2 separate regions of the Homo sapiens genome follow, and region 1 is linked to region 2. Evidence: read pairs that join two places in POLR2A ChIA-PET (ENCODE). Cell type or tissue: Panc1. All regions are shown on one strand. Each heading gives the region's core, and the rest is flanking DNA. Links, peaks and the distances in the headings are about the cores only. Region 1 overlaps SOX9-AS1 (SOX9 antisense RNA 1). Region 2 has its middle 38 kb from the start of LINC02003.

Evidence for each region. Peaks named below come from ENCODE experiments on the same cell type or tissue, not always from the same donor. Only the 100,000 strongest peaks of a DNase experiment are listed, where the experiment ranks them.
Region 1: POLR2A ChIA-PET joins it to region 2 with 14 read pairs; 1 of 35 experiments calls an interaction of 5 or more read pairs at or near these places.

The regions. Positions count from the first base shown.
Region 1 is chr17:72,094,983-72,099,369 of GRCh38, reverse strand. The region is part of intron 2 of SOX9-AS1 (SOX9 antisense RNA 1); the gene reads left to right. Among named protein-coding and RNA genes, the nearest start is that of SOX9-AS1, 19 kb to the left of the region's middle. In Panc1, for the core only: no CTCF peak of the experiment used is centred there; DNase peaks (open chromatin) are centred at 1,759 and 1,989.
Region 2 is chr17:72,378,730-72,383,116 of GRCh38, reverse strand. No RefSeq gene overlaps it. Among named protein-coding and RNA genes, the nearest start is that of LINC02003, 38 kb to the right of the region's middle. RefSeq lists silencers at 1,035-1,329, 2,125-2,174 and an enhancer at 3,688-4,264. In Panc1, for the core only: no CTCF peak of the experiment used is centred there; no DNase peak of the experiment used is centred there; H3K27ac peaks cover 245 bases.

The sequences.
Region 1 (4,387 bases), core at 113-4,112, 280 kb after region 2:
CTAATATATCCAGCTTCCACAGACCCAGATAGTTTGGAAAGGAAGAGCAGTATCGGCTTACCTAACCCAAACAACACTCATGTTCTTTTGTTTGCCAGCTTGGGCACTGGGAAGTTCTCAGGATCCTTGGTTTGGTTACCACTGGGGTCTCAGCAGTCCCAGGCCTATCTTGGAGGTGGTGAAATGTCAGGGGACTAAACCAACTGCAAGCACACCCCTGGCCACATTACTAAAAGGGGTCAGGATGTAATTGAGACAGCTCTTTGGTATGATGGACTTGCACTTTGAATTCCTATTTCATCCTCTTAGCTTCTCTTCCTTCAACCTGGAAGGGCAGGAAAGAGAAAATGGCTTAGGTACCAGAGCTTAATTTATAGGCAAACATGGTCAAAGCCAGAGGCGGTTTTAATGGATTTTCTTACCACGCCGTCCAATCTCAGGGCCTTTTGTGATAGACTGGATTGTTCCCTTTAATACGCCTCCCATGCAACTTGCCCCAATATAGCTGGAACCTGGAAAGAATGGAGACCCTCTGGGCTGAAAATAGCGCACTTCACCTTTATCTCTTTGACACTATTCTGAGGATCATTAAGTCCACTAGGTCCTGATGTGATTGTCTATTTGGCTTCTGCCCTTGATGAGAAAGACAACCAGGGAGGAGTTTCCTTTGCTCCAGCCTCTCCCCTTTGCCGTGGTCATGTATGATGCCATTGAACCATAGAGCTATAAGGACCTTCAGCGATCAATATTAAAACTTCCTTATTTTTACTTGAAAATGCTGAGATCCAAAGAGGGAATAGAACTTGCTCAAATGCTCTTGCCTTGGTGGTACTGGGCTGCATGCCCAAGTGTTCTGAACCTTGCTCTTCATTTCTAACCATGGCCCCATTTCTTCCTCTTGAGAAGTTTTTGGGTTTGTTTCCTGATTTGACAATTCCTCAGTGCTCTATTGATAAGGTTTGGCTGTGTCCCCACCCAAATCTCATCTTAAATTGTAGCTCCCATAATTCCCACGTGTTGTGGGAGGGACCTGGTGGGAGTCACTGAATCATGGGTGCAGTTCCCCTATACTGTTCTCATGGTAGTGAATAAGTCTCATGAGATCTGATGGTTTTATAAGGGGTTCCCTCTTTCACTTGGCTTTTATTCTCTCTTGGCTGCCACCGTGTAAGACGTGCCTTTCACCTTCCACCATGAGTATGAGGCCTCCCCAGTCACATGGAACTGTGAGTCCATTAAACCTCTTCTTTATAAATTACCCACTCTCTGGTATCTTTATCAGCAGCATGAAAATGAACTTCCCATTTGTCTTCCCCAAACTCCCATTTTTCTGCCACCAGACCACTGAAGAGTTGCTTTCCCTGTCTCCATGCAGCCTGTCCACTCCCCTTGGGCTACTTTTATCAGTAAGTAAAGAAGAATTGGTATTTTTTGAGCACCTGCTGTTTGCCATGGCACAATGCTGAAATGCTTCCCCAAATGCTAGCAGAAGAGGGGAGTGCGGCTCACAGAGGTCAAAGTCATGCCCAAGGTCATGTGGCTATTAAAAAACAGAGCTGGAATCCAAATGTCTCTGGGGAGGCTCTTTCTCCAGCTCGAGAAAGGGGACCACACCCATGGTACCATGCTTGGATGTAGCAAAGGGAGGGCAAAAATGGCACCTCTGTGCTGTTCTTCCAGCCTCTGACACATTCTTCCAGCTCAACTCTTTCCACACTAACAAAAGCATTTTAATTCAAAAGGAGCAATGCCTGCTATCTATAAAAGAGGTGGTTTATATCTTTTTTTCCTGCTCTGCACTTTTCTAGCATAAACAGAACACCCTCTGGTGGTAGCAAACACAGACTCCCCCATCTCACACTTAAAGGCCGAGCATCAGAGTCAAAGCAAATCAACACATATTTGGTGGGCACCCACGATGCCCAAAGTGAAAGGGTGATGTGTAAGCTCCTCTATTTGAGTTGGTTACAAGCCTTGAGGGGGATGACTCAGGTGCTGCTCAGCAAGTCAACAGGCCAAAAATAAGGGTGTTGTATGAGGTGGCCGCCGGCCACCCTCCGTCCACCTTCGAGCGTTTCTTGTCACGTCTCTGCACTCCTAGCCTAGTTTGGTTGCTACAGCCACTGCCACATCCTGCTCACTCGTTTTGGTGCCCTGGCTGAGATGTTGCCCCACCTCCTTCTAAAATGGCCTGGGTGATGTAGTGGAAAGACTGGGAGCCCCGGCTCCTAATGTCCTGACCCTCCTCTCCTGCAGGAACTGGGTGAGGGGGTGGGGAACACTGGGCTCCATTTTCTGCATTTGTAAATAAGTGGGCTATGTTTAATAATAAAAATAATCCTTCTTCCAGTTCTAAAACGTTATAATTTTTTGGTGCCAATCTCTGTTCAATCACTCTCTTCAAGACCTTGGCCAAAACGCTTTCTTTTAATTTTTTCCTAACTAACTCTAACTCACTCTGACCTTCAAAGCACTTAACCAAATCGTTATTGTAGACTATTTTATGCTTTTTTAAATAGGTCTCTGGAATGGTTTAGAAATTTTGTATTTTATTTTCTGAGCAAGTTTTTCAGCTATCAAGTGTAGAATCACATTTGTTTGTAATCCAAGGCCCTCAGAAATCTGTATTGTACGATAGAACTTAATTGTGAATTCCTATGTATTAACTTGTCACTGACAGTATTTTTTTCATCCAGTCTGCTGTTAAATTCTTAGGTGGTTTAGATGTTTTTAAGTCAACACATTCATTCAGGTAGGGAAGATTCTCAAGCAGAAATGGGTGGAAATGCCCAGTTGGTGTAGTATACTGGCCCCATATTATAGAACACACAATAAAAAATTTGCATTTTTGCAATGTCCTTTCTGGTAATAAGACCATTAGTGTTCTTGGCCTTTTTGGCTATGCCTCTTTCTGCCACTGCCATTTATTGTTCATCTTACCTCAGCTGGAGATAAAATTGCCCACAGGGTCAGGGATTCTGGGTTCTAGTGGCTGTTATTGATCTCTCCCTTGAACTAATTAAGCCTGCACAAAGTAATGGCATTTATTTATTAATTAAACAGATTTTGATTGAGCCCCTGTCTAATTCTAGGCACAAATTCTGCCACAGCAGAGAGCAGCCCTCAAGGAGCTTAAAATTTGGACAGGAAGATAGAGCAAATAAAAATTATTAGAAATTGTGATAAATATTCAAAGAAATCAAACTATATAGAGAACAATTATTGGGGTGAGGTAGGATGGGGGCTCTCTCCTGCATCAGGGGTAGCTAGGAAAAGGCTCCTGGAGAAGATGACATTTCAGCTGGAACCTGGAGGATGAGGGGCGTCATTCACAAGGAGAGAGTGAGAGGAGAAGGGACGGGAGAGGGCATCCTAGGCAGAGAAAAGAGCACATTCAAAGGCCCTGAGGTAGAGAAGACTGGTATGTTGGAGGAGCCAAAAAGAATGCTGACAAGGCTAGCATGCCCTGGCACCCACTCTCCAGGCCTGGGATAGGCATGTTATAAGCTTGAATTCCAATTCTCGCAATAACTCTAAGAGGCAGGCATAGCTTTCCCTGGGTTTCAGATGTGGACCTTGTTTCAGGTTTTCAAGCCCACACCCCTAGAATGTGGAGAATCTGGGTTTGTGCTCCTTCCCACCCGCCATGCTTCAAGGCTTTCAGTTGGCTTGGGTGTGTGGCTCAGTAAGGAAGTCAGAATGGATCACCTGTCAGAACTGGGGAGGCTGGGGCTTGGCTGGCAGGATATGGAGTGTGTGTATTTTCTGTTTATTCTTGAAGTTTCCTTCCCTGCAAATACATGCCTAGTTGCCATGTGCCTTTCACAAGGAAGCCAACGCCAGCACTCCATCGCTCATGAGCAGTCCTGCAAAAACAAATCCATATCCTTAATGCAACCCTAGGTGCCAGCAAGTCAGGCCTGCACTGGCCAGGCAGCCTGGAGCTTAGGAACAATCTGGTCCTCAGGAAGGGAGGGAAGAAAAACAATTTCAAATTCCAGGCACCTGGGGCCTCTTACAGACGGCCATTGTCGGGAGAAGGGAAAACTAAACTGTGTAAAGGAGCTGGTGGCGCCTTTGGGAAGGGTAGAGGATATTGAGGTTGGAGGCTGCTGCTCAGGGTGTGTGCACAGTGGGCATGGGATGGGGTAATCTGAAGAAAGAGCTGAACAGTTCACTTGTGTGAGCTTGGGCAGCTTGCCTTTAGGTGCCTCAGTTTCCTCATTTTAAAATGATGAGAAGAGTAACATCTGCCCCGGTTCCCTCAAGTTGGGCATACAAATGTGAATAGGCTTAGAAAAGGGTGACAGACTCTTTAGATGTCAGGGATTGCAGAAGAGGGCTGCCTCCCTTTTTAATTATTCTGTTGATTAGGACCTCTGGTATG
Region 2 (4,387 bases), core at 288-4,287:
CCGGGAGCTGCGTCTGCGCATCCTTGACCCACTCCTGGGGGCCAGGAGCTGGGCGAGCCGGGGAAGTGCATTTGGTAATGATTCTCGATTTCCTGTTTGGTTTCTGTCCAGGGGGCTTTGGGATAGGCTAACTCGTATTATATGTGTACACATGCACATTTCATTCCTCCTTGTCTGTTTTTTTTTTTTCCTTTGCTACTTTTCCTCCTCTATGGCTTGTGTTTTTTGTTGTTGTTGTTAATTGGTGTGGCACAGTAGTGGAGCGAGTTCCCAGCCTCCTTTGGCGAAATGTGTAGAAAAGTGGAGGCAAGAGGTAGGAAGAGGCCTGGAGGCTCTGTCTGGACTCCTGGGATTTGGCCTGTCGGCCAGGGAGATTCTCTCCCAAGACATGGATCATGATAAAGCTGTAAAGAATCTATTTAGGTAAGCAAACATTTATTTAGTGCTTACTGTCTGCATGGGATACAAAGGCACGAAAAAAAGCTCAGTCTTGCCTTCTAAGAGGTGAAAGAGAGAGAAGAAGAGGGGCAAGGAAAGAGAGGATGTCAAAGTAGTTTGGTAAATGCGATGGCAGAAATAGGCTCGGATAGAGATGGGGGGACATTGTGTGGTCACATAACCTTTGGTTCAGCTCTCTCTTCCATGCAGGACCCAGCCTTAGTTATCCAAGATGTTGAGGGCACCTCTCACCAAAATAACAATCCAAGAAATAAACCCAGGCATCACTGCCAAGCCCCTCCCCACCCCCTCAACACACCATCCTGCTGCCTGTGTCTCCAGCCTTATGTGGTCTGGCAAGGTTGGGCTACTTCCGGCAGCCACCGTTTGCTCCCTAGGATGCAATCTTAGCCTCCATGGGGCTGGCCTGCTGGAATCTGGGACCACGTGAGCCTATGAGCCTCAGGGAGGCTGGGATGCCAGGGAGGAGCCAGCACTCCTGGAGGCTCTGTGATCTGCTCTGGCCACATTAAATAAAGGCTTTGATCCCTCCAATGGGGAGAAGGGAGAGCTCTCCCTTTTCAGCACCTTCTAATATCCTTCCCCCTTGCTGTGCCCGGCCCCACTGTCACCTCACCGAGGAGGAGACAGGATGTGTTTCCAGCGGGGCCTTTTTTCTTCCCGATTTAGACTGGGAGTGAATGAAGCTCATTAAACTGATTGTGGTTGTAGCCACATGGCTCAGGTTTCACCTGAAAGCATCAGGTGGTGGTGGGGAGGGGAGGACAAAAGAGGGGAGGACAGCCAGAAGGCCCTCATTGCACCTCCCCTTACCCCTTGCTCAGCTGGTGGCTTGCACCTGCAGACCCTGGAGCCCAGGCTGAGGTGGGTTGTGGTGGAGCCGGGTTAGGGTCTCAGCTTGGCCTGCTCCACGTGATTCCATTGCTTCTGAAGATCCCCCACCAGACCAAGCTGCCTGCATTATTCAGCCGTCGCCTCTGAGTTTTGAAGCTGGGGGAATGGGGAGGGTATTGCGATCTTTTTATCATCTTCCTTTCCCTCCTATTCTCTCTCACCTGTTGTTCCAAGAACTAGGTGGTTAAAAACAACAACAACGACAAAAAACTCCAGCAAGATGATGTGATGCTGGTGTTTTTGATTGGTGCACGAACTCCCCACCTGAAGCTTTTTTAGAGTTGATAAAAGCTGGGCAGCCTGAACCCTCTGAACCAAGGGGAAGGTAGAAAAATAAACGGAGGGCCAGGTGCGGTGGCTCACACTTGTAATCCCAGCACTTTGGGAGGCCAAGGCGGGCAGATCACTTGAGGTTGAGAGTTTGAGACCAGCCTGACCAACATGGGGAAACCCTGTTTCTACTAAAAATACAAAATTAGCCGGGTGTGGTGGCACGTGCCTGTAATCCCAGCTACTTGGGAGGCTGAGGCAGGAGAATCGCTTGAACCCAGGTGGCAGAGGTTGCAGTGAGCCAAAATCGCGCCATTGCACTCTAGCCTGGGCAACAAGAGTGAAACTCTGTCTCAAAAAAAAAATAAAATAAAATAAACAGAGTTCTCCTGTGATGAAAAGCAATGCCAAGTTAGAACTTGGAGCACATCATGGAGGCTTTTGACCCTCTCCTCTGACCCCCAGCCTGACAGCACTTCCCCAGACCAATGGCTGCTGGTGATCTCCTGCCAATGCACGAAGGAGCCATGCTATAGGTGCACTGGGCTCTGTAGCTAGAGAGAGTCCAGCAAAGCTGGGCACAGAGAATCTTCTGAAAGTGCTGGGGTTTCCCCCAGAAATGAAAGGCTCTCAGAAATGATTTCTCATTGCTTTCCAATCCATCAGCTTATTATCTCTGAATTTTCCATCACACACAGTCTCTTTCTCTGCCTCAATCTTGTACAGAAGGATGCTGGATTTTATCATTTTGCCAGGTGGAGGTTTTTTTTTTTTTTTTGAAATGCGAATAATTGCCTCCCAGTTTATCTCTGGAAAGTTCATGTATATGGATGTGTGTATGTATATATACTTTTTGCACTTATATACACAGAATGTGTCAAGAATTTTACAAAGGAGTAAGACCCCAACATAAAATAGCTGCCCCCCGCCCCCACCACTTCATGCATACTCAGTAGTTGGTAGGGTGGCCACCTTGTCCCGTTCACCTGGGACTGCCTGACATTAAACCTGAAAGTCCTGGGAACCCGTCCGACCTAGACAAATGGGGAAGACTTGTTACCCTAAAGCTAGGCATTTTAAGTCCATTATTTCAAGCCTTCATGATGACACTGTAAATTAGATGATACTTTTATAGATAAGGAAACAGATGTTGAATGAGTTGCTGAAGGTCACGTGGAATCAGTGGCTAAGTCTTGTACTTAGGCCAAATTCTAAGAACATGTGTTTTCCATCAGAACACCTCAGACCTTGCACATACAAATAGGAAAAGCTCTCCTGAAGGCCCCAAACAACCGACAGTGGCTACCTGAGGTTGGAAATCATCAGTTTTCAAAAGGGACGGGGAGGCTAGGAAGAGAATGTTCCTAAATGTCATCTCCTGGCTGGGCTTAGGCAGCTCAGAGATCTCCAGCTTTGGGTTCTGAGGGGGCCTTGCCTCCGGTCCAGTTAACCTTCCACATGGAACGCTCACCTGGTACACCTGAAACTTCTGGTGTACTGGGTCTGGTGTTTCTAGGCCTCTCTCTGCTATTAGACTCCCTAAGGTAGTTCCAGAGGAAATGAGACTGGGGATGTGGGAATTTGCCAAGAACTACCCCCGGAAGCTTGGAGACTGGATTCTTCTTCCTCCTGTCCCTTCCCCCCTCACCCCATCCTCTTCTCCCCCAGTGGTTTCCAAACAGGTTCTCCTCGCCCGTCTGCCAAACATGCTCGGGGCTGCTGAGACAAGCAGAAAGATGGAGAACTAATTACTGTTTTCTCTTTCGCAGGCCCTGTAGCTCTGCCAGACCGGGATTCCCATTCCGTAGAGACCCCAATCCCGTGCTGGTGCCTGGAGGTGTCCCAGGCACAGATTCCATCTTGCTCATTATCATGGGCCTACTTCCAAAACGTTTTCACTCCCCCAGCTCTCCTGCCTCTCCCGCCATGCACACCTCTTGTGCTTTCTATTCCACCTTGCTTCGAGGCCACCTAGAAAAAGGGATGGTTGGGTTTGACCTGCGGCTCTGAACGGCCAGAGTTGAACTGATAGGAAACCAGGCCGGGCCATTTCCACCCATGAAGCCGGGAGAGCGGGGGCCCTCTTGGGAGAGTTCTGTTTTAAAAAGAAAAGGATCACAGAGGTCTGGGGTTTGAACTCCCTGGAGGACAGAGGGCCATCTACTCAGTGTTTCACGGGATAAGTAGCAATTACAGAGAACAGGACAGCCGGCAGGAATCACCCTGGGGAGCGTTTTCCCTGGCTGCTGAGTCCCATTCTGAGAGCAGAGCACAGCTCTCACCCATGCAGCTGGGTACATGGGTCTCCAGCACCCCCTATCCCAGCCCCACTCAGCCCCCATCCTGCTGTTCCCATTGAAATAATCACAGGGTAGGCCCAGCCTGGCTGCGTTGCCAAGACAACTGCTCTAATTTCTTCTAATCCCAGTGTTCCTTCCTAAAGGGACCTCCCCCAGCCCTCACTCCCCCCTGCAACGTGTTTTAATTGTAATAACTCCTGGGTTTTCGGGAGGTAATGACCATGTGTGGGGAGCCGGCGCTGGCCTGGCTCCATCCCTGAAGTTGCTCGCCCAGCGGCGCCAGGCAGCCCTCCGGCCCCCAGCAGGAGTCCTCCAGGAGCCCAGGGCAGGCATAGGCAGGGTCTGCCGAGGGGGTCTGCGGCCTCCGTGCTAATGAACGCAAGCAGCGAGTGGGGGGCTGGGCCCTGCAAAGTTTATGTCCTCAGGACATTTTATGACACACCACCCCTTGCCCCCATCTTTCC